6 separate regions of the Homo sapiens genome follow, and regions 1, 3, 4, 5 and 6 are each linked to region 2. The links are chromatin loops, found by intact Hi-C in ENCODE. Cell type or tissue: mammary epithelial cell. All regions are shown on one strand. Region 1 overlaps LOC107985590 (a long non-coding RNA gene). Region 2 has its middle 31 kb from the start of MCM5. Region 3 overlaps RBFOX2 (RNA binding fox-1 homolog 2). Region 4 has its middle 14 kb from the start of MIR6069. Region 5 has its middle 6.5 kb from the start of MB. Region 6 overlaps RBFOX2 (RNA binding fox-1 homolog 2).

Region 1 (5,000 bases), 150 kb after region 2:
TTTTCCTTGTCTTTCAAGATAGAATCAATGCTCTCTTCATTCCCACATCACATGGTCTTTTCTCCCGTTTCCTCAGTCTCATCTCTTTCTCTCTCTTTTTTTTTTTTTTTTTTTGAGATGGAGTTTTGCTCTTGTTGCCCAGGCTGGAGTACAGTGGTGCTATCTCGGCTCACTGCAACCTCCCCTTCCTGGGTTCAAGTGATTCTCCTGCTGAAGCCTCCCAAGTAGTTGGGATTACAGGTGCATGCCACCACACCCAGCTAATTTTTGTATTTTTAGTAGAGACAGAGTTTCACCATGTTGGTCAGGCTGGTCTCGAACTCCTGACCTCAGGTGATCTCTCTGCCTTGGCTTCCCAAACTGTTGGGATTATAGGCATGAGCCACCATGCCTGGTCATCTCATCTCTTTCTTCCTACTGCCACATGCCTGCCTCCCTCATAGAAGGATCCTTGTGGGGACATTAGGCTCACCTGACCAATCCAGGATAATGTCCCTATCTCCAGATCCTTAACTTAATTACATCTGCAGAATTCCCTTTGCTGGATAAGGTACGATTCACAGGTATTTGGGGGATTAGGACGTGGGTATCTTTGGAGGACTCTCACTCAGCTTGCCACATCCGTTCACACAAGGCTGTCATGGAGCTCAGCTTCCAACCCCAGTGCCTGTGACTTTGTAGCTGTGTGGCCTTGGGCAATGACCTAACTTCCTTGGCTCTCAGTCTCCTCATCCATAAAACAGAGGTAATGATGAGGATTATTAAGACAGTGCAGGGGCCAAGCACAGTGGCTCACACCTGTAATCCCAGAACTTTGGGAGGCCGAGGCGGGTGGATCACCTAAGATCAGGAGTTGGAGACCAGCCTGACCAACATGGAGAAACCCCGTCTCTACTAAAAAAACAAAAATTAGCCAGGTATGGTGGCAGGTGCCTGTAATCCCAGCTACTTGGGAGGCTGAGGCAGGAGAATCATTTGAACCTGCGAGTTGGAGGTTGTGGTGAGCCGAGATGTACCATTGCACTCCAGCCTGGGCAACAAGAGCGAAACTCCATCTCAAAAAAAAAAAGAGTGCAGAGGACTCTCTGAACACGGGGTCTGCTGCTGCTGCTGAGTGAATGTATACAGTGATAGTAACGCTGATAATGAATCACCCTTGTTTATTGCAGCTACTCGTACCAGACACTGAGCTGAGTGTTGAGTTTATGTAGGTGAGCCACGTTGACATGAGCCTGGCCCTCGTGGAACGTACTAGAGAACCAGGAAGACAGACTTAGAATAAATAGTCACACAAATCATTAGGGAATTATCAGAGCAGCCCAAAGCCACACAGCTGGGAAGAGGAGAAGTGGGTGGGATTCACACCCAAGTCTGTCTGATTCCCAAGCCCTTATTTTTCCATGATACTCCCAGCCTCTTGAGGCTGGTGGAGGCCAAGCCGAGGACCAGAGATGGGAAATGACTTGCCAAAGGTCACACAGTGAGAGAACAGTCCATTGCAGACCCAGATCTCTGGGCATCCTGCCTAAGGCTCCTCCCAGAGGAGATTCTGAGACGTAATACTAAATTACAAAGTAACACTAATAACTAGTGTGGCAGCTAATGCTGTGGAAGCTTGCTCTGTGCCCGGAGGCAGAATGGACATTTTACGTGCCCAGTATCATTCAGTTTCCACGATGCACAGGAGAAGAGACTTGGTACCCTATTTCACAGAGAAAGAACCTGAAGTCTCAAAGGGGTGCTATGAAATGCCTAGGGTCACCAGCGAACTAACTGCTAAGCAGAGAGCCAGGATGTTCTCTAAGAGCAGGGCCTGGCTCAGAACTCCCCAGTTCAAATTTGTCTGACCCCCACCCCTGTCCCTAACTCCTGCACATCCTGCCTGCGCCCACTGGCAGATCTTCAGGGGCTCCTGCCAGTGGGAGGAGGGAGGTGGCTGTGGTCCTTAGGGTGTAATCCCACAGGTGGAATTCCTCCTGAGGTCAGCCTGCAGGGAGACGGGTGACACGCTGGTGCCATCTAGTGGCCTTAAAGAGACATGCTGCTTCCCCCGGGAGCCGCAAGGTACCCCACAGAGATGCAGGGAGATAGTAATACATAAGGTCCTCATCCTCCACCCAGCTGGACCCCGGTAGCAAACTGACAAAGCTGAGCTAAAAGTGTTCGAAATGATCCTCCTCATTTTGCAGCTGAGGAAACAGAGGTTCAGAGAGGAGACCGACACACCCCAGCCCAGTCAGGGGCAGACGCAGGTGGCTGGAGGGACTGGCAGGGAGGTGGGGCTTGCCCTGAGCCTTAGCAGGGAGTCTGTCCAGCCACTGGGAGGCCAGGACAAGACAAGTGAGCTCTTCGTGGAGACTCCAGTTTTGGTCTGGGGATGGGTAGGGGGCACTGGCCTGGGACAAGGAGGAGGGTATGGCTAGTAGGAGCTGGATTATGGGCCAGTGCCTGAGGAAGGGAGGAAGAAGGCTGGTAAGAGACAGAGTGTCCTGGATGATCACCAAGGCTCCTCCGTAGAGAAATCCCATGATCTAAGGCCAAACATGGCTGGAGAAACCCCAGGATTCTTAGAAACAAACATGGCTAATGAAATTCCATCATTCTAAGGGACAAACATGGCTGGAGAAATCCCAAGATTCTAAGAGGCATAGGAACTTGATACATTGTTCATTCCATCAACAAACCATCACTGACCATGCACTCTGGGCCTTCCCCATAAGGGACGCTCAAGACCCACAGACCAACCAGATCTGGTCCCTGCTCTGCCGGATTCCACAGCCCAGTGGGGCAAATAAACAGATGACAGACTCTCAGAACCGGACAAGATAAATTCAAGTGGCCCCCCAGAGGGCCATAGGCTCTGCAGCCAGACAGATCTAGCTGATGATGTTAGCAAAAATAGCGGAAGGGCCGAGCGTGGTAGTGCACATCTGTAGTCCCAGCTACTCCGCAGGAGGATTACCTGAGCCCAAGAGTCAGAGGCTGTAGTGTGCCATGATCACACAGGTGAATAGCCACTGCACTCCAGCCTGGGCAACATAGCAAGATCCTATCTCTCTTTTGTTTTGTTTTGTTTTTGAGACGGAGTCTTGCTCTGTCGCCCAGGCTGGAGTGCAGTGGCGTGACCTTGGCTCACTGCAAGCTCCGCCTCCCGGGTTCACGCCATTCTCCTGCCTCAGCCTCCCAAGTAGCTGGGACTACAGGCACCCGCCACCACGCCTGGCTAATTTTTTGTATTTTTAGTAGAGACGGGGTTTCACCGTGTTGCCCAGGCTGGTCTCGAACTCCTGACCTCAGGTGATCCGCCCACCTCAGTCTCCCAAAGTGCTGGGATTACAGGCGTGAGCCACCGTGCCCGGCCCAATCCTATCTCTGCAAAAAAATTGTGGAGTGGCTAACATTTATTGAGTGCCTACTATATGCCAGGCACTAGTATAAGCACTTTTGATTAGCTAATTTAGTGAAACCCAGACTTTCTCTGACTAGCCATGTGACTTTTGGTAAATTACTTAGCCTCTCCAACCCTCCAGATTCTCGTCTGTAAAACAGGAGCCACGTGCCTACCTTGCTAGGCTATTGTGAGGTTAAAACGAAGTTTTGTGTGTGGGTGTGTGTGTGTATTTGTGTGTTACCTGGAATATAGTAAGTGCTCTATAGATGGTAGCCACCATTGAAATAGTAAGTGCTGTAATGCAGGAATGCCGAAGAGTTCCCACGATCTCATGCCTATCTGGAATTATCCTTTCTTTTTCTTTTCTTTTTTTTTTTTTTTGAGACGGAGTCTTGCTCTGTTGACCAGGCTAGAGTGCAATGGTGTGATCTCGGCTCACTACAACCTCCACCTCCCAGGTTCAAATGATTCTCCTGCCTCAACCTCCTGAGTAGCTGGGATTATAGGCATCTGCCACCACGCCCTGCTAATTTTTTATATTTTTTAGTAGAGATGGGGTTTCGCCATGTTTGGCCAGGCTGGTCTTGAACTTTTGACCTCAGGTGATCCACCCACCTCAGCCTCCCAAAGTGCTGGGATTACAGGCCTAAGCCATTGCGCCCGGCCCTTTTGGTGTTATCTTAGGGATGGGGGTAGTTGCATCTGAGGTCAGGGAGAGGAGGGAAGGGGAAAGCTCCCTGGAAAGGAGTGGAGACTTGGCCAGGACCTGGAAAGGGCAGGAGCCACCGCCCTCTTCCCCTCCTCTGCCCCTCCCCACCTTCTGCTCAGCTCCCCCTTCCCCTCTGGGGCACACCTCATCCCCTCCATTCGTATACCTGTTGCCCTGGGCCTGACCTCACCATCCCTTGCTTGGCCTTGTGTTTCCACTGGCCTCCCTGCCTCCACTCCTTCCTCCCTGTACCCAGAGGAAACTCCTACCACCAAATCTGTCCGTCCCTGCCTCCTCCGGCCCTCCTGCTCATTGATCCCACCCCACAGGAAAGCCCACTCAACTGTGACGGGCAAGGCCCACCCCATTCATTACATGAGTCTGTTTCCCCATCTCCTTCCTTGCGTCCACAGAGACCAGAGTTCCAGCCACCTGGAACTACATGGAGCTACCTGCTGTCCCCTGCAGACCCTGTGCTCCCTCCAGCCCCTATTGGCCGCCTAGAAGTTTCTCTGCCCACTCATCTCTCCAGATGGCTGTGCCACTCCCGGGGAAGCCTTCCCAGGCACCCCTCCCCTGCGGGGTCAGGAAGATCACCCTCCTCCCCCTTTCTCTCCCCCCCGCTGTGTTCCCAGACCCTGTCCAGGGTGTTCCAATGCTTGTCTTATGTGCCCATCTCCCATACTAGATCATTGCCTTCCATTAGGTGACACCACTGCTAGGAAATGCTTCAGATAGTGCCTCCCTCCATGTTAGGCCTCACAGTTATAACTCGGGCCAGGTCTTTGTCATCTTTGCGTGCCACTGTTGAATCGTGATGATGACACTCACATTTCTGAGCACTTGGTGCACCAGGCACTGCACTATGGACTTCACTCAAAGTATCTCCCTTAATCCCTC
Region 2 (5,000 bases):
CTCAAGTGATCTGCCCACCTTGGCCTCCCAAAGTGGTGGGATTACAGGTGTGAGCCACTGCACCTGGCCTATTTTATTATTTTTTTAGAGATGGGGGTGGTTCTCACTGTGTTGCCCATGCTGGTCTGGAACTCCTGGGCTCAATCGATCCTCCTGCCTCGGCCTCCCAAAGTTCTTAGATTACAGGTGTGAGCCACTGCACCAGCCAGGATTAAAGGAGTTAACAGCCCCAAAGCACTCAGAACACCACCAGGCCCAGGGTAAAGGCTTTTTCAGTGTTCCATATGTAAACTATCTACATATGTAGATAGTTTTTTACATACGTAAAAAACCTACTATTGACGTATGTAAACCTACACACATTGGCTTGCTCTAACAGAAGGGCTGTGTTGTAAGGTAGTAAGCTCCCTGTTTCTGCACGTGGTCAGGTAGAGGCAACCCAGCATCTGTTGGCGGGCTTGGTCTTCCAGGTCAGGGAGACTTCTCCCCGGCTCCTACTCAGGGCTCACCACCACCTATTTCATACTTACTAGTTGTTTTAGAGACAGGGTTTCTCTGTATTGTCTGGTCTGGAATCCTCCAGCTCTGGTTATTCACAGGCATAGTCACAGTGCACTACAGCCTTGAACTCCTGACCTCAAGCGATCCTACTGCCTCGACCTCCCAAGTAGCTGGGACTACAGGCGCATGCCAGTATTCCCAGTTCTTTTCTTTGACCTTTTTTTTTTTTTTTTTTTTTTTTTTTCTTTTTTGAGGCGGAATTTTGCTCTGTTCCCAGGCTGGAGTGTAGTATCATGATCTCAGCTCCCTGCAACCTCCGCCTCCCAGGTTCAAGCAATTCTCCTGCCTCAGCCTCCCAAGTAGCTGGGATTACAGGTGCCTGCCACCATGCTTGGCTAATTTTTGTATTTTTAGTAGAGACAAGATTTCACCATGTTGGCCAGGCTGGTCTTGATCTCCTGACCTCAGGTGATCCACCTGCCTCGGCCTCCCAAAGTTCTGGGATTATAGGCATGAGCCACCGTGCCCGGCCAAATCTTTTTGAAATGCTAGGTCCTAAGGTTATTATCTCCAAATTACAGATGAGAAATTGAGGCTACAAGACTTTGAGGAAATGACTCAATGTCTCAGAGGCAGAAGTGAAGGATCTGGGTGAGCCACCAAGGGTCGTCTTCTTAGGAGATATTATTGCCTTCAAGATTTCAAGATTGATTGTTCCGGGCTCTGAGATTCTAGAATTCTCTCCTGCCATTCCTCCTCACCCCTCCTGCCCTTGTTTTTTGTTCTTCCTTTTTTTTTTAAGATGGAGTCTTGCTCTGTCACCCAGGCTGGAGTGCAGTGGCTTGCTCTCTTGGCTCACTGCAACCTCCACCTCCTGGTTCAAGCAATTCTCCTGCCCCAGGCTCCCGAGTAGCTGGGACTACAGGCGCGCGCCACTGTAGCTGGCTAATTTTTGTATTTTTAGTAGAGATGGGGTTTCACCATGTTGGCTAGGCTGGTGTCAAACTCCTGGCCTCAGGTGATCCGCCCACCTCAGCCTCAAAAAGTGCAGGCCTGTGCCACCGTGCCCAGCCATTTTTTGTTCTTCCTTAGAGAACCAGCTCAGCCTAGTGCTTCTCAGCCAGTAGGCCTCATTCTAGAGCAAGACTTCTGGGCTCCATGCTCAATAGCTGTGGAATATATTACCCTCTCCAAATCTCAGTTTCCGTGTCTGTAAAATGGGTCGGGCTTTTCTGGTGTTAACACCGAAAGTCTTGCATCCCAGGAGCCCCTTCAGCCCTAGGCACACCCGTTGGTCACCCTAAAAATGGGGGGAATAAAAGCCCATCTGGAAGAGTTGTGGTCAGGTTGGGCTGAACAGCGTTCACTGGTATTGAGCATGGTACCTTTCAGGGGCCTGCAGAGAATGGGAGAGAAAATTACTGCTCCTTACACAGGGTGACGGAGTCCATGGCCTGAGTGTGACACCTAATGCCACCACTTCCAGCTGTGTGCCCTGAGTTCAGTTTATCTTCCTGGGTCTCTGTTCCCCCAGATGTTAAGAGGATTGATAATAGTGTGGGCTGAGTATAGTGAGAGTATAGGAAGATACAGTGAAATAACAAGAGCTTTGCCAGGAAGTGGGCACCTGGTGCCCGCTGGGCAGGAGTGCCTGTAGTTAATCATTATGTGTCTCAAAAGGTGTCAAAAGCTTCTGAACACTTAATGCTGTGTTTTGGGCCTGGAGCCCCAAAACCAGCCAGTGGGGACTTTTTTTTTTTTTTTTGAGATGGAGTCTCGCTCTGTCGCCCAGGCTAGAGTGTGCAGTGGTGCGACCTCAGCTCACTGCAACCTCCGCCTGCCAGTTTCAAGCAATTCTTCTGCCTCAGCCTCCCGAGTAGCTGGGACTACAGGCGCGTGCCACCATGCCTGGCTAATTTTGTTTTGTTTTGTATTTTTAGTAGAGATGGGGTTTCACCATGCTAGCCAGTCTGGTCTGGAACTCCTGACCTCCTGATCCACCTGCCTCGGCCTCCCAAAGTCCTGGGATTACAGGCGTGAGCCACTGTACCCAGCCTTTTTTTTTTTTTTCAGTCGTATTTCCATGCAGGACACAGAAGGACCAGTGGGGACTCTTACCTTGTCTCTAGCTTTGGTCTTTTTAAAAAAAATAACCCTGAATAATCAGGAGAATTTTTTTGATGAATGAGGGCACTCCTCTCCAGCTGTCCCAGGGGTGCGAGGAGAACAGTGTCCATGAGGGGGCGCCAGAGCACCAGGCCCGGGGCTGCAGCCTCCCGCACCCACCCGGCCTGGCCTGCAGGGCCAGCTCTCCAGGCGCTCCCAGGGACTTCCCGGCCTCCTACCCTGGGAATCTGGAAACTCCCTGGCTCAGACTCAGCAGCCCAGACGCTGCCTGGAGGATCCTCTGGTTCTGGGCATTCACCACTGGCTTTGTTTGGACAAAGGCTCTGCTGCGTGACAGATCCTGGGGGATGCCTGAGTTATCGTTATCATGCTCCAGCGGAAGTGGGTATCCTCGTCCTGGGTTACACACCAGGAAACTGAGGCACAGAAATGCACGGAGCCGGGGTCCAAACCCACGGATGCCCAACCCCCGAATCTTTGCCAGCAGTCTCTGAGAATCAGTCTGGATCTCAGAATGATTGTAATAATCTTGGAGGCTTAGAAGGCTAGACTCTTAGAAATATTCAGTTCAAATATACACGTGTATTATTTTTTGTATGGGTAGCGCATGGGTGAAAAGACAAAAGTAAAACCAGTCCCCCTTCTCTCTGACCGTCCCCAGCCACCCTGGAGGTGACCACAGTGATAGTTTCTCGGGTCTTGTCTCCTCCTGATATAGGACTCATCAAATCTTAGAATTAGATGGGATTTCTGGGTGACTCGGTCTCTGGAACCCATCAGCTTCTAGCACGCAGCCCTAAGGTTCCCACTGCCATCCCTGTCAAACTCAAACTCATGGGTGAGTTTGAGGATCTTGGCTCCTGGAACCCCCCAGCTTCAGGCCCAGCTACTCCTTTAGAGTTGAAGGGGCTGTTTTCTCCAGCGACCCAGACTTCAGTTCCCTCTGTGCCTCTCCTCCTCCAGGGGGCCCTCCTTCCAGAAACACCCTGCCTGCTTCTGGTGGTATAATAGAGGACACTCAGCATGGCACCCTCTCACTTTATGCCTGGTGATGGGCCTGATCTGTCGGGTCAGTGCCTTTCCCCAGAAGGAACGTGGTGGCATTTGTTGATTCATCCGTTTGTGTCATGGAGATAATGACCGTACCTACAATAAAGGGCGAGGTGAGCATTAAATGCATGAATGTATGCAGAGCTCTTAGACTAGTGCCTGTTACATTCTCTATGGGTTTCTATTATTATTGATACTTTTAGTTCATTCAGCTAAATTTACCAAGCATTCACAGGTTTCCGGGACACTGGGAATACAGAGAACAAAGCATGTTTCTTCCTGCTTGGGGGAGAAAGATCCAGAAAGAACGTCAGCGCCAGCATGAAGAGCCTTGTGAGAAAGAACAAGTGCTCTGTGATATTTCAAGAGATGGGACCCCATGGAGGCCTGGTGTGTGGGTACCGGGGTGGCCTTGTGCTTTGAGATGAAGCCAGGGGGTCTAGCGGGGAGTACAGGTGGCAGGCAGGCATCAGTTACATAAGCGCCTCACCCTGGGAGCTCAAGTACTGTGTGACGGTTCTGTTCACGGCCCCCACACAGAACGTGCTCCTTGTCAGTAGAGCAGAGCAGGGAGGAGAAGCACCAGAGAGCTGCTGCGTGGAGTCTGGAAGTATCTCCTCCAACTTCCTTGGGGAGGAAAGCAAGGGCCCAGACTCTTAACACCAGCCCATGTAGTCAGGTGAATAATTCCCAGTCACTATCTAGTCCCTGGCCCTGGCCATCTGCTCAGCCCCTTCGGCAACTCCAGCCTGGTCCAGCCTCATCTGGCTCTGTGTGTGTGTGTGCGGGGGGGTGGTGGGTGAGAGGCTGGAGGAGAGTGGAGGGGGTTGGGGATTGGGGCCAGGCAGCGCTGTGTGAGGCTAGAGATGGGAGGTCCTAGAGGGAGACCAGGAAATCAGGCACTCAGGAGAGCTGGGAGGGTAAAAGTTGCTGGGGGCAGGTGTCTCGGGGGCAGATGGTGGAGCCCAGGTGAACCCCCTAGGTTGTCTCTGTCCCATCATCCTTGATCCTCTTTGTTTTTTGAGACAGGGTCTCACAATGTTGCTCAGGCTGGAGTGCAGTAGTGCAGTCATGGCCCATTGCACCCTCAACCTTGTGGGCTCAAGGGATCCTCTCACCTCAGCTCCTGGAGTAGCTGGGACTACAGGCATGCACCACCATGTCTGGCTTATTTCTTAATTTTCTTGTAGAGACAGGGTCTTGCTATATTGCCCAGGCTAGCCTCAAGCTTGAGGGCTCAAAGTGATCTTCCTGCCTCCACCTCCTAAGTGTTGAGACTATAGGTATGAGCCACTGGGCCTGGCCCCTTGATTCCCTTTGCA
Region 3 (5,000 bases), 490 kb after region 2:
AAGTCCTTTTACAGTCTCAACCAGTACATGAATCAGCTCTAGTTCACCTTAATACGGCACCAGAAACGAGGAGTAAGCCATACCCTCTCCCAGGCCCACCCTAAACAATCTGGAATTGCTGGACAGATCATCTCTCAGAAACTGTGTAGACTACAAATGACCCAAAACCACTCTACACTCACTCAAAGAGGAAAGATTCCTCAATACTGAGCACAAGCAAATCAGCTCCAGGAAGTTAAGTGGCAGAGGCTCCGTATGCCTCCTCTTTGTCTCTATTCTTTAATCCCAAAGCCAGATTTAATCTAAATCATGTTACTAATGCCCTGTGCTAACACAGATGTCTCATTTATAAATCCTAGGGAACATAAGTGACTTAGCTCTCTTTCACAGTAATGCTCAGCAAATTAACTACTCAAGGAGGTTCAGTATGGTTACTAAAAACATAGGCTTCGGTATCAAGCTAACCTAGATTTAAATGCCTGTTCTACCACTTTCCAGCTCTGTGACTTGCTCTTCTCTAAAGCCCAGTTTCTTCATTGGTAAAATATGGCTTCTACTGTCCACCTTATAGAGAGAATGGGTGTTTGCATGTTTGTTTGTTTGTTTGTGACAGGGTCTCACTCTGTTGCTCAGGCTGGAGTGTAGTGGCATGATCTTGGCTCACTACAACCTCTGCCTCCCGGATTCAAGCAATCCTCGTGCCTCAGCCTCCCAAGTAGTTGGGATTGCAGGCATGGGCCACCAAACCCGGCTAATATTTGTATTTTTAGTAGAGACAGGGTTTCGCCATGTTGTCCATGCTGGTCTTGAACGCCTAGCCTCATGTGATCTGCCTGCCTCGGCCTCCCAAAGGGCTGGGGTTACAGGCACAAGTCACCGTGCCCAGCCAGGAGAGTGGTTGTTAATAGTAATGAGGAGTGGGCCGGCCGTGGTAGCTCATGCCTGTAATCCCAACACTTTAAGAGGCTGACGCGGGCGGGTCACCTGAGATCAGAAGCTCGAGACCAGCCTGGCCATCATGATGAAACCGTCTCTACTAAAAATACAAAAATTAGCTGGGAATGGTGGCTCATGCCTGTAATCCCAGCTACTGGGGAAGCTGAGGCAGGAGGTTTTGCAGCAAGCCGAGATCACGCCACTGCACTCCAGCCTGGGAGACACAGAGAGACTCTATCTGAAAAATTTAAAAAAAAAAAAAAAGAGTAATGAAAAGTGGATGGTATGTGCATATGTGCATTAGCACAATACCTGATGCATAGCAAGCATTCAGTAAATAGTACCTGGTACTATAAATTATTATTAAGGACCATAAAACAACTTCTATAAAGGAATAACACGGCCATCTGACAACCTTATTAGCATTCCTGCATCTTACCCATCCCATCATGAATGGTAAACAGCATGAGAATGCCAAAATTTATTTAATGACTATATTGAGCAACTCCTAGGTGATGGGGGAAAAGAGTGAAGGATACAACTTCTCCCTAAAAAGGAGCTCATGTTGGTAGGGGAAGACACAACAAAAAAGAAGGGGAGGAAGAGAAAGTACTGAAAGGGGTCTCAGTATGGAACTACTACCCAGCTTAAGTGTTCCACTGTGAAGGGGCTGGGTTTAGATCTATCTCAGCCGTCAGGGTCATGTTGAATAGATCTGTTAGGGTCATGGGGCAGGAAAATGTCAGAAAGCAAGGCCCATTCTGGAATTCTATACACTAAGAATGAGGGGAGGGGACAGTGAAAATGCACAGTGAGAGAAGGATTTTTATCTTTTCTCTTCACATTATGCTAGGCAAAAATTATAGCAGGCATAGAGTTGACAACCATGATCAAACATTTTCAGGCAGGAACTACAAGATGACTGCTTGTTAGGTTAGTGTAGCAGCACATATTTATTTTTTAGCAAATAGACATGGGGCTCTCAAGGAATTATAATCACGTAGTCATGAAGATACTCACTGGACACAGTGCACTGCACGGGAGGCTGGGAGAAGGGGAGGCCAGAAGGGGCTGGGTTCTGTAAGTCAGTGGCGTGCAAACTCACAAACCAGTGCTCTTGCTCTTTCCTATAAATTTTCATCATCACAATCGCAATCTGTCAAACTCTCAAATACACCTTAAAGCCTGCACTGCTGATGGAGTACAGCAGGGCTTGGCCACTCCTTGGTCATGACAGTACATGTTCTTCAGGAAACAGCTCTGCACTGGGAAAAAAGCACTCCACTGAGAATGAAGGCTCAATATCACAGACTCAGCTTTGCCACTAGCAAGAGCTATAAGAAAATAAGACTATGGATTTGGTAAGTCATCTAACTTCTCTGGAACTCAGTTTCCCCAAATGTAAAACGGGGGTGATATGATTAAATGTAGCGCTGACATTCAATGGCTCAGGAACTGAGGGCCAAGCTGATGTCCTCTACCCAGAGTTCTTGTTTCAGTGTTAGGGCTGACATGCCAAAGGGCCAGGGTATCAAGACAAATGATTACAATTCACTCTCTAAACTAAACTGAAAGTTCTGGCAAAGTAGAAAGCCATCCACAACATTTCTGGTGTACAAATTAAAAAGACTTACATCCTGAGCCATACCACTCATTTTATGAAGGTATCTCTATTCCTTGGAGATTAAATCAAGAAAGTAATTAACAGGAATCAACAGAACAACAGTAAAGTCACCTGGCACCCAGAAGGGCACATTGTTTGCTTGCTAAAGGAGCCCTCCAAACTCTACAGCTGAGAAAGCATACAGGGGCCCTAGAGTCAGCATTCATTCCAAAAACACAGGAATGATGGTTGCTATTTCTGCTTAATAGATCAGGACCTCATAAATGGGTGTCATCTTCACTGGACGAATCATATAGTAAGAAATAATCTTACAAATGCCAGCACTCAACAAACTGGCAGCTCTTTAGAGAGGACTCTCTGGGGACCCAGAGCTGCAGTAACTGAGGGAAATGTATCCAGATTAGATCAGCAAAGGCCTCTCCAGTTCCCCATGAGGTATTGTAGGGGGCAATGGTGCTGGCCAACACACAAGATTTACACAATGAGCTCCCTGAATACTGCACGTGTTCGGGTCAAAAGAGCTGCCACTCTGCTACAAACAATTCATGAAGCAGCAGATGCCAACTGTCCTGTCACCTAGGCCTTTAGCTGCAATTCCTCAAGAAAGCCTGATAGCCTTGGTTTTCATAGTAGTCACCTATTCCTCCCATTTTAAATTAAGGAAAATAATCCTATTTATTGTCTCAGTCTCTTCACCTTTCTTTTCCCAACATAAAAACATGTTTTCCCACCATAAAAAAAAAATATTAAATAAGATGTGGTATATCCACATAATGAAGTATTATTTAGCAATTAAAAAATGAAGTACTGCTATAACATGGATTGTGCTAAGTGAAAACATTATGCTAAGTGAAAGAAGCCAGACACAAGGGACCACATATTCTATTGAGTCTATTTATATAAACTGTATACAGAATAGGCAAAATCTGTAGAAAAGTGGAGACCACTTGTTGCATAGGGCTGGGGAAGTAGTGGGCATAGAGGAATTAAGAAGTGATGATTGGCCAGGAGCAGTGGCTCACGCCTGTAATTCCAGCAGATTCAGAGGCTGAGGCGCGTGGATCACTTGAGGTCAGGAGTTCAAGGCCAGCCTGGCCAACATGGCGAAATGCCACCTCAACTAAAAATACGAAAATTAGGCAGGTGGCATGCGCCTGTAGTCCTAGCTACTTAGGTGGCTGAGGCAGGGGGATAGCTTGAACCTGGGAGGCGGAGGTTGCAGTGAGCCGAGATCATGCTACTGCACTCCAGCCTGGGCAACAGAGTGAGACTGTCTCAAAAAAAAAAAAAAGAAAAAGAAGTGATAACTACGGGGAATGGAGTTTCTTGTGGAATACTAAAAATGTCCTAAAACTGACTGTGGTGATGGTGATGGCTGAATGATTGTAAACATGCTAAAAGCCACACACTTTAAATGGGTGAACTGTACAGTATGTGAATTATATCTCAATAAAGCTGTTTTAAAGTGCCCTTGGAGAGTATATCACCTCCTTTGGGAAGGAAATTTTAATGAGGGAACTTTGATTCTTCTAGCCATCCCTTGTTTCCAAATGCCTGCCTGCTCCTTCCTATCAATGATTCACTTTGCTATTCCCATCCTCTGCTCACTGCACTATCTAGCTCAGGTTTACACCTTTCCTACGAAAACGACTGGGCTATTAGTTTTGTTTTGTTCTTCAAGTCCACCTCCACTCTAGTGGACTTTAGTGTCCTTTCTTACACACCTAGTCTCCTTCTGTCCCAGCTCACATAGTAAAACAATACATATACACAGAATAGTGGCTAAACACCTGCCACACCATGAAAAAAAGAATGAGGATAAACGACAGCATAAAAGCACAGGTTTGGGAGTTTTAACTAATTTGGTTCCAATCAAAGCATTTGGCCAAGTTACTTTAAATGTCACTGTCAGTTTCCACTGCTGTAAAATGGGGAAAACTAATGTATCTAATTGCATGTGGTTATTATAAAAATTAAATGATTAATATGATGCCTGGTCATGAAGGTCCTCAATAAATAATAACTGCTATTTATGGAAGTCTTATGCCCAGTTTTTCTCATGCTGTCATTCGGCAGCTCAGCCTCTATGTCAAAAAGCCAACAATAAAAGCAGGCTGTTGGTGCCATCAAATTGTTCACCATCAGTATTCCTATTTGTTCTAACCCATCTAACTCACAGATCCCAGTCTATTCCTGATACTTTGGCTTTTTTACTTCAATTTGTTTTCTTATTTCTGGGCTCACTTTAACCTCAAACATGTTTAGTATTGCCTTTCCAGTTCCATGTCCCCTTCTCAACCAAAATCTGCTTACTGCCTTAATTTTATACTTTAAGCCACTCTGGACAAATTGTTTACCCATAGTACCAAAGCACTCAGTATCCTATTCTTCCTAAAAGCATATCATGAAATCAAAACAAGACGGACTTTAGCAAGAATTA
Region 4 (5,000 bases), 80 kb before region 2:
GTCCTCGATGTATAGATGCGGAGACTAGGACTCCATGAGCCGCCCAGCTCAGAGGAGGAAGCTCATGCAGTTGTCATGTGCCAGCATTTCCTCATGCAGAAGCGCATCCTCCCCATTTTCCAGGCACCAAAGCTAAGTTGGGAAGACATGGCACACAGTTCCAGACGCTGGGCCCCAGGTCAGGTGCAGGGGGTCAGCTCTTCCCTCCATGGCAGCTCAAGAGCCCCAGGTCTTAGGGTGCCACCTTTTCAGGTGTGGGATCTCTAGGCCAGACTCCCTGGGAGTCACTGCTGAGGCATGTTGGAGCCTCCTGGCCCAGGACACGGTCGGGGAACGGTGTGAGGCCAAAGCAATTGGGTCCACAGGGTCCTGGGCTCCTGGGAGAGGGCCGAGGTCTGTGTGAGCAGCCACTGATTCCCATGGGCAGTGGGCAGGCAGCACCTGCCATCTGAGGTATGGTCTGGAGCTGGGCATACAGGAGACCAGGCCCAGCCCAGCCCTCAAGATGGAGTTGGGGCAAGGAAAGCAGCTGGGGGCAGGCACACTGGTGCCAGGCAGGGGAGGGGGAGGCCCTGCCGCCATCAGGATGCTCATGGTCCAGGCCAAGCTCCCTCTGCCACATCCAGGGCATCTGTGAGCTCCTGCCAGGTGCCCTACCCTGGCCCAGCCCTTTCAGTACCTCACAACAGCCCCAGGGGGTCAATGGTGTTGGCCACCAGTTACAAATGGGGAAACTGAGGCTGAGGGAGGAAGGGACTTGCCTGGTCATACACTAAGTAATGGAAGACTGGGACCCCCAACCTTCCTCACTGCTGCCTCACCTGCCTGCCCCACCCACACCCCACTGCCTGCTTCCCTCATTCTCTCCCTACTTAACTGGGGACCTCTTAGAGGGGAGTTGTGATTTTACAAGGATCAAAGCCAAGGCCTCCTCTCCCCTGTGTTAGCTGGGAAACCCAAGGAAACTTCCACAGAAGGCCCCCAGGGCTGGGAGGGCCTCAGGTGCTAAGGGTGAAAACTGCCAGGTTGTTCATTCCTCCCTGTGGGTGCATCCCCTGGGAGCCAGCTGCACACAGCATAGCGCTAGGTGCCCGCCAGACAGAAGTGAAGCGGCCAGGTGCCAGCCCTGTGGGGTCACGTGGGAGGGAAAGGGACGAGAAAGACAGACATAAACTCAATCATTGTTTCACGCTGTGAAAAGAAGAAGATGGGACGGGACGCCCAGGGCCAGGAGGCTCTCTGTGAGGACGGCCTAAGGCTGCTGAGGTAAGATGGGGTGGGCTGGGCCATGAAGGGCCTTGAATGCCAGGCAGGAGGTGGCCCCTGCAGAGGTCTCGGCTTGGCTGGCTGGAACAGTTCCAGGCTGCCTGAAGGCCTCCTTCAGAGAGAAGGCTGCTGGGGCTGCATGGGGGCTGGGGGGGGGGGCGCTGGCGGGAATTCATCAGTGCAGTCAGGCTGGGTTCCCTGGCAGCAGGCTCTGTCTGAGGCTGCAGGCCTGGGCGGGATCACTTTACAGCTGCAGGAAGTCTTGGCCCCAAGAAAATGAGGGCCAGCTGTCTGGTGGGAGCCTTGGGTAGGAGCAGGGCCTCCACCTGGCACCACAGGGCAGGATTAACGAGGTGCCGCCGCTCCCGCTGGGCCCAGCTACATCGGAAGGCGCTGGGCCGGGGGCATGGAGGGGAGGGGTTGAGTGGAGCTGGGAGGGGCTGGTGGGCAGGGGAAAGGGCGCCTGGGGGGCAGCCCCAGGCCTGCCTTTGAGGAAGCCTTTTGCAGAGCCTCCACCAAGCCCTCTCCCTCCTGGCTCCCCTGGGCCACCACGATCCCACCCTGGGCCTGGACACCGACCCCTCCACCTCCTGCCCTAGTGTCAGTACCCACCTCCCAGACCGGCCACTTCTGGGCTGTGTGACCTTAGGCAAATTACTTAACCTTTCTGTGCTTCTGTTTTCTCACTGGTAAAATGGGCAGATAACACTCGTTGCCTCATAGGGTTGTTAGGGTTGACTGAGCCAACAAGTAACTCAGCACCTGCCATGTAGACAATGCTCTGTACATGTTGTTATTGTCACGGATGGTTCCCTGCTCCCTTCCAGAATGGCCTCTGCTCCAGACACCTGGCTCAGAGCCCTGCCCCTCAGACTCCTCAGTAATTCTAGGGACCCCTGCTCTGCCTCTGGTATTGCCTTCCCAGCTCCAGAATAACGTCTGTCCCTACTCCCCACTGGGAGAGAACCAAAGGACTGTGTCTGTCTTTCCTCCTGGTCTGGGCTGCTAACCCTAAGAGGGTCAGGGCTGTCTTGATCCTGGCAACACGGCAGGGTCCCCCTGGCGTTCCTGGATTGGGCTCTGCGGGCTCTCGGTAGGCGCTTTAGGAAGCCTTTGCCCGCTCCAAGGTGGCTGGAGGTAGGCCCAGTTCTGAGTCCTGAGCACGGTCTACGGCCCCTGCTCAGGGTCAGTGTTTCAAGGCGACCACGAGATGGCAGTAGCACTGCATGTACAGGGCTTGCCGGGGCACTAGGGTGGAGTCCACCGCGGCCAAATCAGCCCCTCCCGGGTACAGACACCGGGAGAAAGGGGCGGGTGCTGCCGGCTCCTGCCCGCTCCTGCCCCGCGCGAGCTCACAGGCGCGCGCGTGCACACACACACGCGCACACGCCCTCTGACTGGTGGGGCTGAGTAACAATGGTGATGGGGCTGGGAGCTGGAGTCCGAGGGTCTGGCTTCACCGCCGGGCTCTGCTGTGGGACTACACAAGGGATTTCATCTCTGGAAGCCTCAGATCTTCTTAAACGTCCCGATTCACAGGGTTGTGGGGAGGATTTGGTGAGACAAGCTGGGAGCTCAGCTACGGGAGCTTTGGGTGGGCAAAAGTGAGCCCGGTCCCCTCCCTCTCTTTACAGAGCCCCGGTGTGCCGTTGCTGGGGCCCCCTGCTCCCGCGCCTTCTCAGCCGACACGCTCAGATCCGTGTGCATTGCCGTTTCTGTCTCCACGTGTAGACAAATCATGAGCTCGCCCAGTAACTCCAGCTCTACCACAGATTCCTTCTCTTTTCCGCCCTTCCCCTATGTCTAATTCCCTTCTCCAGCAGTGAGAAACCTGCTTCCCGCCGTCCTTCATTCCTTCTCTCCCCCCATCCCCGCAGAAACCAATCTCTGTTGCCACCACTGCCCCGTCCTGCCAGTGCCTCCCACCCTCTCCGCGTGGACCGCCACCACCCTGCCCCACAGACAGGCCCCTAGACACAGAAATCTTCTTTCTCACAGTTCTAGAGGCTGAAGTTCAACATCAAGGACGTGGACTCCATCTGTTCAGTTGGTTCCTTCCGGCCCCTCCGTGGCTGTATATGGTCATCTTCTCCCTGGGGCCTCACATCATATCCCCTCTGCATCTCTCTATGTTCAAAAGTCCCATTTTTATAAGGACAGCATTCATCAAGGATTAGAGTCCACCTAATGATCTATTGTACCTATTGTACCTTAATCACTTTTTTTTTTTTTTTTTTTGAGACAGAGTTTCACTCTTGTTGCCCAGGCTGGAGTGCAATGGCGCGATCTCGGCTTACTGCAACCTCCGCCTCCCAGTTCAAGCAATTATCCTGCCTCAGCCTCCTGAGTAGCTGAGATTACAGGCATGCGCCATCACACCTGGCTAATTTTGTATTTTTAGTAGAGACGGGTTTTCTCCATGTTGGCCAGGCTGGTCTCGAACTCCCAACCTCGTGTGATTCACCCGCCTCGGCCTCCCAAAGTGCTGGGATTACAGGTGTGAGCCACAGTGCCTGGCACTTCTTTAAAGGTCCTACCTCCAAATACAATCGCATTCTGATATACTAGGGATTAGAGATTCAACGTATGAATTCAAAGGGACGAAGCAGCCCTGTATTGCCCTCTGCTGCCCTCTAGGCCCTGGGTCCATTCTCCCAGACACACTGCTCTTTCGCAGGTGGCCACAGTGTCTTCAGAGGGGCTGCCACATGAAACACCCGCCTCCACTCCCTGCCCCCTGCCCCCTGCCCTAGTGGGAGTTTGAGGGTGGCTAGATTCATCCTAGGGCAGCCTAGCCTTAGATCCAAGGATTAGCCATGGGACCAGGAGCGAGCAGGGGTGCCGGCAGAGTGGAGGGAGATACAGGTGCTGGGAGCTGGGCTGGGGCTGCTCTCCTGGTCCCCATGTCCGCTTGTTTTTTCAGAGCAGACCCAAGCGGGTAAGCTGGCAGGTTTCACTTCCACCCACCCTGGTACAGGGCGAGACTGGAGGAAGCAGCTTCGCCGGGCCGAATCCTCACCCCTTGCCTCTGACTCAGGACTCCCGTGACGTCTTCCTGCCCCTGCTGCAGGCTGGCCCTGCACCCTCTGTGCACCGTGGACCAGGCTGGCCAGCAGAGGGAAGGAACCCAAGCTGACCAGGGCCCCAAATCCCCAGTGGGTCAGAGTCAGGTTGGCAGGGCACTTGGACCTCTTGAGGCGGGTGAGAAATGTGCAGACAGGGAAGTGGAGGCCCAGGGAGGGGAGGGGCCTGCCCTGACCAGTGTACTGCCTCCCTACCTGGTGCAGGGGCCCAGGAGGCTCTGTGTGCCAGCCCAGCCTGCCCGGGGAGGAAGCAGCCCCCACCCACGCACAAGCACAGGGAAGTCAGTGCAGGGTGGAGGGTGGGGACTCCTGGGGCCCCCTGTGTCAGGTCCAAGCACGGCCCAGGAGTCAGCCAACCGAGCTTCCAGCGGTGCACAGACACTGACTTCCTGTTTGATTTGGAGCAAGCCTTCTCCTCTCTCTGGGCCTCAGTTTCCCCATCTGTTAATCGGCTTGATTTAAGAGAGCGTAAGGCCCCTTTGCACTCTGCTTTTCTGCCCTATCAACCCCCAAATTCCATAATCCTCCTTCCAAAAAGGAAAGAAATACGAGGAAAGAAACTCAAATATCTACAAGAGAGGGAAGCAGGACCCCGGGTTTATCTCCCCTCCAGGACCAGCGGCGATAGGGAAACAACTGCCCAAGCTTCAG
Region 5 (5,000 bases), 190 kb after region 2:
CATATCACAGGATCCTTTGAATCCAAAACTGAGACTTGTAGAATCATCCTCAAGGCTCCCAATTCTGGAATCTTGAGATCCCAGAATTAAAATTCTAGAGTGTCAAAGTCTTCAACTTTTCAGCACCGGAGAAACTTGGGTTCTAGATTCCAGACTTATAGAGAGCTAGAAGCAGAGAAATCTAGAATTATAGGGCCATAGTATCTTGTGACTAAAAGAGGCCTTCAACGGTATTTTGTCCAATTTCCCACTAAACATAGTTTTCCCTACAGATCATCATCTGGCATCTGCTTGAATACTCCTGGGAGTGGTGAGCTCACTACCTAAAGCTTTAAAAATCCTTTTTTATGTCGAACCAAAAGATGCCTCCATGTCACGTGCACTTCCTTGCGGCAGCTCCGCCTGCTCCTTGGGGATATAGAGGCCCAGCTGAGTCTGCCTCACAAGAGAAGGAGCAGGCTCACCCAAGACTTTTCTTGTCCAGACTGAACATCCCAGGACTTCCACTGAGCACCCTCCCCAGGCAAGGCAAGTCGGGGGCCTCAGTCTGGTGGAGAAAGACGGGCTCTGCCATCTTCGGTCTCCAGCCACTCTCACCTCTGGTCACATGCACACAAAGAGAACGCTATAGCAAAGGGGATTCCAGCACCCACCTGCACAGGTTTGAGCCCCTCAGGCAGCTGTGCACCTGGCCCACAGTTTTTATGGTCAGAAAATCCAATCTAGGTGACCTAGGAATTTGCTAGCCCTTGGACAGCTGACAATTCCCTTTGGTAAATCTGGGCTTAAGACACCACCAAGGGAGATCAAAGATGTGGCAAGAAGGAGAACTCTGGCTCCTCAAAGCCAGGACTCCCCACGATCTTCACTACTCTCTTCCTCCTCCTTCTGGGAACCAGCCTTTGGAGGCCAGTCTGGGCAGTGCCTCCCTCCTGCCAGCAGGCCCTCCCACCCCACCCCCAGCTTAGCTTGTGCCTCCCTGGCAGAGTCTACCCTCCTGGACCAGCGCCAGGCCAGGGCTCAGAGCAGGGCTGAGGCCTGGGAGTTGCAGGACCTGCTCAAGGCCCTTGATGGGGCAGCAGAACCCCCAAGCTTGCTCCAGACTCCCAGGAACCCACCCACCAGGGCTGCTCCTCTCCAGCCCCTCAGCATCCATCATACTGACCACAGCTCCCCTTCTCCCCAGCTGTCCTCGCAGAGCCTCCAGCCAAGCGGCCAGGGCTGGGGGTGGGGAGAGGTGTCTTATAGCAGCCGGGGAGAGGCACAGGGAACTAAAAATACAGTTTACATGGCAAGGCTCCTCCTCTCCCTGCAGGCCCAGAGGGGCTTATTGGAGGAGGGCTGGCAGGGACACAACATCCTAATCCCTTAGTCAACAGGTGTGGCCTGGGACACCGACCTGCCTCCCCCCTCCACCCTCCCCAGCCTTGGAGGCTCCGAGTGGCTCCTCCAGCTCCACCATCCACCTGTCACCTGGACAGAGACCAGCCCCGCCTCCACAGTCACCTAACCCCACATCCACCCATCCTCCCCTTCCTTCAAGGCCCATTGCATAGGAACGGCTCCCCTGCCAGGACTCCTCCCACCCCGCTCTACCCATTCCCAGCAGATGTGCCCTCTTCCCCACTCTGGCTCCAGCATGGGTGCAGCCTTCTCATCTCTCTTGCTTTGGGGTGCACCTGTCTGGACTGGCTTCTCCCCATTTCTACCCTGTGAGTGCCTCAGAGGCAGGAATATAAAAGCCACAAACTCATATTGTACTTAGTGCACACCAGGGACACCCCTCCTCCCAGCAGCCCTTTCTTTTGCAGGAGACACTTTTACAAGCGTCACTTTACACTTGAGAGAACTGAGGCACAGAGAAGTTAAGTAACTTACCCAGAGTCACACAGCGAGGAAATACCAAGCCCAAGATTGGGACCCAGGTAGTCTGGCTTCAGAGTCTCTGCTTCATGGCTAAGAACTGGTCTAATTTGGAGTCCTTCCCCCTCACTCTCTCACCTGCTCTACAGTACCTAGCAAAGGACCAGGCCAACATGCTCTTTGATTGTTTATTTTTGGATTGAGTCTGCCCAGGGTTTTGGCTTGCTGGAGGCAAAGGCAAAGACAGTCGGTGACCTTGCCCCAGGGCTGACAACGGGTGCCCTACTGCCATCTAGTGGCAACAAGGAAAAAAGCCTGCACCTCTGCCCTTCCATCTGGGCTCTCCAGTCCCTCAACCCAGCCAGTGGGGAGGGGTCTTTTTCTGTCTCTATATTCGTTATATTCATGGCGCCTTGCTTAGAAGACCATGGATGGCTTGCCAAATTATTAGAAGATGAATTGTGATCTTTTAATATTGTGATCCAGGAAAAGTGGCATAACTTTCCAAGGGCGCTTTTTTTTAAATCTGTAAAATGGAAATTTTGAAAAGAATAACCTACCTCAAATGTCACTATGAGGACTGAAAAAGGGAGCACTGGCCAGGCGCAGTGGCTCACGCCTGTAATCCCAGCACTTTGGGAGGCTGAGGAGGGAGGATCACTTGAGGTCAGGAGTTCAAGGCCAGCCTGGCCAACATGGTGAAACCCTGTCTCTACTAAAAATACAAAAATTAGCCAGGCATGGTGGTGCACTCCTGTAGTCTCAGCTACTCAGGAGGCTGAGGCTGGAGAATCGCTTGAACCCAGAAGGCAGAAGTTGCAGCGAGCCGAGATCACACCACTGCACTCCAGCTTGGGTGACAGAGTGAGACCCTGTCTCTAAAAATAAATTAAATAAATAAATAAATAAATAAATAAATAAATAAATAAATAAAATTAAGAAAAAGGGAGCACTGAATGTGGTGGATACATAGTGATAAAAGAAAAACTTCAGCCAAATTAAATGTAAAGGAGTTTAACAGAGCAGTGAATGATTTGCGAGCAGGGCAGCCTCCCGAGCCAGAGTAGGTCTGGAGACTCCACAGCTAAATAGTGGAAGATTTATGGACAGAAAAAGGAAAGTGACATACAGAAAACAGAAATGAGGTACAGAAACAGCTGGATTGGTTACAGGTTGGCATCTGGTTTATCTGAACATGGTTCGAACAGTTGGCTGCATTTGATTGGCCAAAATGCGGTGATTGGCACAGTGTAGGCTATAGTCTGTCTATACCTCCACTTGTTATAGTTCATGATGTACAGAAAAACTTTTAGGCCCAACTTAAAATATGTAAGGAGGCGGCTAGAGGTTAAACTTTTTTAACAACAGTAAGTGCTCAATAGTTGCTCACGGTGATATAAGGTATCCATGGTCCTTGCTCTCAAGGGACTCAAAGTCCAGTGGAGGAGATACCTCAGTGGGATCTGGAACGCAGCAGACATTTCAGCAAAGGCTTTGGAAGGGTGAGAAGGCAGTGCCTAGGCCTGGGAGGTGAAGGCCTTTGAGGGATCAATAGGAGTTTGTTCAGAGGTGATGGCTGGCCTGGATGTGAACGTATGAGGGAGCGTTCTGCAGAGTGTTCTAAGCAGAGGTACCAAACAGTGCTGCAAAAGCCTGCCAGAGACGTGTGGGGCAAGTGGGGCTGTGGGAGGTGACACCTACTGGGAAGAACTTTATGTGCCAGGCTCAGGTGATGCCTGAGCAGCGTTTTGAAGGATCAATAGGAGCTTGTTAGGAGCAAAGTGAGGAAGGGATATTCCAAGCACAAGGACCAAGACAAGGACTTGGGGGCTCAGAACGGATAGTCACGTTCCACAGCACTCATGCTCACCTGGTGTGTGCCAGGCTCCGTGCTGGGCTCTGGGGGGACTAAGGTGACACCGGCTGGCCTCCGAGCATTGAGAGGTGGTAGGAGGGAGGGATGTGTGACCTAATGTTGTCAGTACTTTCTGATAAGGGCAATAATCGAGGTCATTCAGCATAGGGCTAAAGGCTTTGGAATGAGACTCCTGGACTCGGCCCTACCATGCACTACTTTTGTGATCCATGAAAAGTATCATAACTTTCCAAGGTCTATGCTTTTGTTATCTATAAAGTGGAGATTTTGAAAAGAATAACCTATCTTAAATATCATTGTAAGGATTAAAAGAGGGAGCACCCAGCATGGTGCCTGATACATAGTAAGTGCTCAATAATTGCACACTGTGATATAAGGTAGAGAGAAATCATGGAGTAGGGAAACATTAATTCCACCAAGGAATTAACATGTAACTGAGAAGGTGATGTCCGAGCAAGGTTTTGAAGGATCAATGGGAGTTTGTTAGGAGCAAAGTGAGGAAAAGACATTCCAAGTACAAGGATCAAAACATTCAAGGACATAGAAGTTGGTGTGTTAGGACTAGGTTTGGTTGTTGGTAACAGAAAACTCAAAATAACATGGCTTCAGCAAGAGAGTATTAATTTCTCTTTCATATAGAAGTCTAGAGGCAGGGGATTCAGAGCTGACATGGCACACCACAGTCTCGGGGACCCAGCTTCAATCTACCTTAGTGCTCTGTCATGTTACACATATGGCCTTCACCTCCTCATCCAAGATGGCTGCTTGAGCTCCAGCCATCGTGCCCTCATTCCAACCAGCAGGAAGGAGAAAGGGGTGAAGAAGGTTGTGCCCCTATCTTAAAGAACACTTTCCAGAAGTTGTAATTAATACTTTATCTTGCTGCGCATCCAATGGCCGTACCTCACTGCAGAGGAGGCTGGGATATGTAGTCTTTATTTCTACATGGCCACATCACCAGATAAAAATTGGAGTTTCTACTACTTAGAAAGAAGTGGGGAAGGTATATTAGATGAAAATGAGCGATTTCTATCATAGGAGACATAAAATAGCATGCTATGCAGGACGCATAAATATTTTGGTGTTTCCGTGGTGGAAAAAGTGAAGGGGAGAGTGATGATTACAGAAATAAACAGAGGCCAGGCATGGACAGCCTTGGGAGCCACAGACGTGGGGGCGTGTCCCCAGGGAGAGCCACAGAAGGGTTTCCGAGCAAGGGAGAGCCATGGTCTGATTTGCTGTCCTAGAAACATCACACTAA
Region 6 (5,000 bases), 410 kb after region 2:
TATAACTGAATTTGAGTTTGGCTAAACATTTATTTTTTACTAATTAGTGTTGAAGTCATTTGCAATTTTGTTTTTCGAATTTTACACATAGTACAAGAATGATTTATCTTTCCTTCATATTCCATATTGCTATTTTCATAAATATGAGATGCAATAATCTGGTCTATATGCCCAAAAAATAAGAGATCTCAGTGAAATACTCCTACAACATACACATGAACAGCCGATAAAATTAACGTTTTAAGTATCACATAAGCATGTCTATCGGCTATATTAGAATTTTGTGATTAAATTGCCATTTGCTTTTTAGCAGAGCACTGATTACTTACTATAAATGACAGAGTAGTTTGATAATTAAAACAAAAACAGGCCCTATAAAAGTAGAGCATATGTAATAATAAAGCGCATACACTGTGCAAATACTGACAAGGATCTAATATGGTATGATGAAAAAGTCATTCACTGAAAGCCCTTTTCCAACAGCTGAGCAATGGAAACTGGGGACTACAGAGATGGTATCATCTGAAGATGCAAAGAACCTAAGTAGCAAAACAGTGAAAACACATCCATACATCGCTCTTACATTGTAATAAACCGTTTAACTTTGAAAACCCAGGCCTAACCACCAGTATAGACATTCTATATTGAGAAAGCTTATGTGACAGGTCATTATCAAATGTTGGGATTGGATGTCTGGCTCAAACACACACACACACACATGTGCACACACACACACACACGCAGGCACAACACAACACAACCACAGGACAAATGAAAGACTTGGCCCAGCTGGTTATTTCCTTTGATTGTTTTCCCCCTAGATTACTAACAACTATGTACATTACATTAACACAGAAAGTATATACAACAAAACAAATACGCTGGAATACTGAAAATTCACAAATTTGATATTCTATCCTTGCCAGTTGTATAATTTCAGGATGGGCAAAAACTCATAACTTTTCTTCAATATTTAGCACATCCTGATAAAACAGGTGATTTTATTATTAGAATTATTAAGCACCCCAGAATCTCTCTTTCCAGTTTCCATTTATTTCTTCTACTTCATTCCTAAACTTATGGCTTCTTTAAATACTAATTATTACGACCACAATATTAAGTGTGCATAAGCATGTGCACTCTAACTTAATGGTCACACACACTACACTTACCAGCTCCTCTAGAAACTAAGGGGAAATGTTCCAAGAGGCAATAGAAAACTCATCATAAAAATTTCCATTTTAGATCATTCTTTCACTAGTTTAAAAAATAAATAATGAAAAGTCAAGTCATTGAAAAGCCTTCAGTAATTGCTAAGCAAGAAGAGAGCTGTTACCCTCTAATATTGCCAGTTAATAAAAATTGAATGAGGGCTCTAAGGTTAAGCAAGTATCATCTCCCAAGCAAAAAGAGAATCCAGAAACAGGATTTATCTTTTATGTAAATTTTTTTTAAAAAATAAAGCAGTATTTCTTTTCTTTTTTTTTTTTTAATTCTTCAGCTAAAACAGCGGAAGAGGTGATTTATTATATGGTTGTTACACTCGGCCACAAATAAACACAGAAATAGTCCAGAATGTCACAGGTCCAGGGCAGAGGACCAACATGGGCATTTTGTTTATGAGCAAGGTGGGTCTCAGAGGTGATCGGCGATCAGAGGGCGATGAAGTTCTAGATCCATTGAGACAAGTTCTAGACAGTAGCATGCAGTCCCACAACTTGTACCAGCATCCCCAGCGTCTGGCATTCCATGTTTCTGCTCCTGTGGCCTCCACGGTGCAACAAGCTAGCGGTTTACTTGGACCTCTGCCTCATCTTTCTTCTTTTGCGCTTCAGCCTGCGCATTCGCTTCTTCCTCCACTTGGCTCTCATGGCACAGAGGTTTCCAAAAAAATGGCGCTAAGGCCGAGAGCATAAAGCAGTATTTCAAAAGAGGTAATTAGACTGATGATGAGGGGATAACACATGGAAGAGAAACATTTCAAAAGCTTCTCCGCTTTTCCAAAAGAGGAAGGAGTTTGTTGAAATTTTCTAAACTCAGATTTGGTGAAAAATTACTTTGAAAAGATATATTTGAAACTTCTTTCCTCTGGGTCCCAATGGGAAAATATCCCTACAGGTTTCCCTCCTTCCAAACAGCACTGCAGGGCATTATATAACTAAACAGGATTCCAGCTCCTAAAATGATGCCTCCATCCTGATAACTAGCTGGCTCTCTCGCCCTCCGGTGGTTACTGGGAGAGGAAGAGAAGAGAGAACACAAAAAAAGGGCAACCTCCTTAAAAGGAAAGCACTGTCCAGTGATGAAATTTCCACAGAGCATAGAAACCTGGAGTGAAACTGATCTTAAGTCTGAGACTAAAGGATTTGAATGTCCTACAGTGTAAATGATTTCTCATTGATAAATCAGAGCCTCATCATTTCCTCTTAACCTATACATAAAGGAAAAAGGGTAATGGAGCGTACAGAAGGATGCTAACAAGAAAAATTGCCTTGCCAGGGAGAACTGTGGAAGAGCATTCACCTTTCCATTTGTCAGGAATGACTTGCTAAAATGCAGATTAGATATTGCCTGGCATAACCAAAAAGAGGCAGGGAGAAAGAGGGGAAAAGGATGAGGAGAGAAAGGGGGATTGAGGGGGTTGGGGGAGAGAGTGAGTGGGAGTGGGAGAGAGAGAAGAGAAGAGAGAAAAACGAGAGGGGAGACAGAGGGAGGAGAGGTATCTTCCATTTCCTACTCTCTCTCCTTCAAATGTATTTTAAAGCCTGTGTGATTGTGATTTATACATTCAGATTCGTTCTCCTGTCAAGGAGGGCTCTACCTGCCTCTGTCACACCTGAATGCTCCTACTGAAAATTTTCTTTGCCAGTAACAAAGGCATGAAAATGAAACATTCTTTTCTAACCTTCATTTTTAATAAGCAGTTTAGAGTAACAGCAAAACTACAATTCCATAGCCAATCCTGAGAAACCAAAGTGAACAAGGAATCAGATTTCCCTATAACACAAATTCTTCTGAAATTCTTAAAAGGAATCCTGCTCCCCTCTTTTTGGCAGTCTACAAGAATCTCTTCCTACCTCTGCAGTCTTTCTCTCCCTCCCTCTTCTCAGAACCAAGACAAAGAGGTAGACAAATCCCCACAGGGTCTTTCCTGAGCTACAGCTGCACAGTACAGGAAACAGGAATCTGCTATGGAGTTGAGGGAGGGGGAAGAAAGGATACGGATACATAACACACACATAAACGGACTCAACAGACACAGACTTTTCAGCTGATAACAATAAATCTGGTCTGTTCTAAGAAGACAATAATGATTAAAACTCTTCTTACTATACTCCACCCTCAAACCTTTATTTAGATCCCAGAGAGGAGAAAAGAAACATGCCGAGGAAGCACAAATCTTACCTGAGTTACCATTTTCTTTTTCTCCATAAACCAAACGGATAGATGATAAACCTTTCAAAGCAGCCGTGCTGGGGCACACCTCCACAGCTTTCTTTTCCACCCCCCTCCCCCCCCAATCTAGCTATTTAAGGGTGGGTAATTGATCTCTCTTTATACCGTTTTCCTTCCTTTTTCTTTCTAATGTTTCTTCCTTTCTTTTCTCTTCCTCTCTGGCAGTCTCTCCCCCTCCTTCTTTCTCCAGCTCCCTCCCATATCTCAGGCAGATGGCTGAAGGAAGCCCCACCCCTGAATGCCTAAGGTAATTAATCAGAGTAGAGCCCCACCTCTTCCTCCTCCCCCCACCCCCTCCCAGCAGGCTGACATCTCCCAACTCCAGAAGCAGGCCTGCTGGAGAATGGCAGTTTGGTGTACGCTGTGCGCACGCGTGTGTGCGTGTGTGCGTGTGTGTGTGTGTGTGTGTGTGTGTAGGGGGGAGGAGGTAGGGAGGGGCAAGCGCCATGTGCTGGCATATTTTAAGGATGCGATGATGGAATTAATTATATAGCACTGGAAGCATTCATAGCAGCTTACTATAGTTCATACAGATTTAAGAGATTCCAGCCATGAATGTCAAATAAGAAATGAAACAAAATTATTTTTAATATTAATAAAACATTTTTACTGATGTACAGTTTATAGATGCAGTGGATTTAACAAGAAAGATGTGAAGAAGTGAAAAGCTATTACATGACCACTAACTGGAAGGTTTTTCAAGGAACAGGAATATGCAAGAACTTGCTTGTCCTGGAAGACCAAACCAGCCTAGTGAGAGCAAAGGACTAAAAGAGAGGACACAGGTAATGAGAGGTAATTTAAATGATTTTTTTCCTACTATAAAAAATACCTGGAGACTCTGAAAAAGGTGTCTACAAATATGACTGCTTAAGAAACTTAAGAGATACACAAAGGTGCATGCAAATTTGCTTAAGGCTTCCAGCTTCAATAAAATTTTGGTTAACTGAAAATTCACCTTTTGTTTTCTCCAGCCTTCTATGTTTCAGCCTTTATTGAAAAAGGTAAATCCTTTCTTATATATACCCTAGAAATTTGTGTCATTATTGTAAATAGTAATTGTTATAGAATGCTGTAGCTACAGGTTTAGGAGAATACTGACAATAAGAGTTTCTTTAAAGTTCTCTTATTAAAATAATATAATTAAAAAATGCATCAAAGATGTGGTTCAGTCCAGAAGTTGGTCTAATTCTGCCCTTTACTAGTGATCTTGGAAAAATCTTTAACCTCTGAATATAAACTTCATAATTTCCCTATTTTATATTATCACACATTCAAATAAAACAATTTATAAAATGATGAGTTTATCAGTTGTCTCATAAAATTAAGATTTTCTAATTTTTTACAGCATTCTAATAAATAGCTCATTCTGAAGGATTTATGAGATATTTTAGTTATGCTATGTATTTTTAGGATATACTTTCTAAAAGACTACCCAAAGGTTAAAAAGATTAATTCCAAAATTAAGCTTCCCATTTTTAATTTTTATCTATTTTTATTTTTTACAAGCCCACGGCTAACAACACGAGCTCTCCATTTAAAAA

What was found. Hi-C counts contacts between places; a loop is a spot of excess contacts. Peaks named below come from ENCODE experiments on the same cell type or tissue, not always from the same donor. Only the 100,000 strongest peaks of a DNase experiment are listed, where the experiment ranks them.
Region 1: a loop joins it to region 2, with 24 times the contacts of the local background. A loop is called at or near these places in 106 of 110 quality-filtered maps.
Region 3: it touches region 2 in a loop (4-fold over the local background); 25 of 110 quality-filtered maps call a loop at or near these places.
Region 4: a loop joins it to region 2, with 11 times the contacts of the local background. A loop is called at or near these places in 21 of 110 quality-filtered maps.
Region 5: it touches region 2 in a loop (14-fold over the local background); 52 of 110 quality-filtered maps call a loop at or near these places.
Region 6: it touches region 2 in a loop (5-fold over the local background); 3 of 110 quality-filtered maps call a loop at or near these places.

The regions. Positions count from the first base shown.
Region 1 is chr22:35,581,223-35,586,222 of GRCh38, forward strand. All of the region lies in intron 3 of LOC107985590 (a long non-coding RNA gene), which reads right to left. Among named protein-coding and RNA genes, the nearest start is that of MB, 34 kb to the right of the region's middle. RefSeq lists an enhancer at 1,788-2,289 and a silencer at 2,029-2,108. In mammary epithelial cell, a CTCF peak has its summit at 2,023 (motif pointing left); no DNase peak of the experiment used is centred here.
Region 2 is chr22:35,428,253-35,433,252 of GRCh38, forward strand. It overlaps a transcript of MCM5 not described here. Among named protein-coding and RNA genes, the nearest start is that of MCM5, 31 kb to the left of the region's middle. In mammary epithelial cell, a CTCF peak has its summit at 2,742 (motif pointing right); a DNase peak (open chromatin) is centred at 2,849; H3K27ac peaks cover 483 bases.
Region 3 is chr22:35,915,694-35,920,693 of GRCh38, forward strand. The region is part of intron 2 of RBFOX2 (RNA binding fox-1 homolog 2); the gene reads right to left. Among named protein-coding and RNA genes, the nearest start is that of RBFOX2, 110 kb to the right of the region's middle. RefSeq lists an enhancer at 684-1,363. In mammary epithelial cell, a CTCF peak has its summit at 2,140; DNase peaks (open chromatin) are centred at 118 and 2,168; H3K4me3 peaks cover 131 bases; H3K27ac peaks cover 2,651 bases.
Region 4 is chr22:35,348,438-35,353,437 of GRCh38, forward strand. No RefSeq gene overlaps it. Among named protein-coding and RNA genes, the nearest start is that of MIR6069, 14 kb to the left of the region's middle. RefSeq lists enhancers at 880-1,412, 1,413-1,945, 2,536-3,044, 2,611-2,730, 3,862-4,737 and 2 more and a silencer at 2,391-2,510. In mammary epithelial cell, CTCF peaks have their summits at 2,475 (motif pointing right) and 3,898 (motif pointing left); a DNase peak (open chromatin) is centred at 2,534; H3K4me3 peaks cover 749 bases; H3K27ac peaks cover 414 bases.
Region 5 is chr22:35,621,313-35,626,312 of GRCh38, forward strand. It overlaps a transcript of MB not described here. Among named protein-coding and RNA genes, the nearest start is that of MB, 6.5 kb to the left of the region's middle. RefSeq lists enhancers at 756-1,271, 1,930-2,224. In mammary epithelial cell, a CTCF peak has its summit at 2,161 (motif pointing left); no DNase peak of the experiment used is centred here.
Region 6 is chr22:35,836,787-35,841,786 of GRCh38, forward strand. All of the region lies in intron 2 of RBFOX2 (RNA binding fox-1 homolog 2), which reads right to left. It also overlaps the pseudogene RPL41P3. Among named protein-coding and RNA genes, the nearest start is that of APOL5, 120 kb to the left of the region's middle. In mammary epithelial cell, a CTCF peak has its summit at 2,225 (motif pointing left); DNase peaks (open chromatin) are centred at 2,245 and 3,775; H3K4me3 peaks cover 3,515 bases; H3K27ac peaks cover 4,130 bases.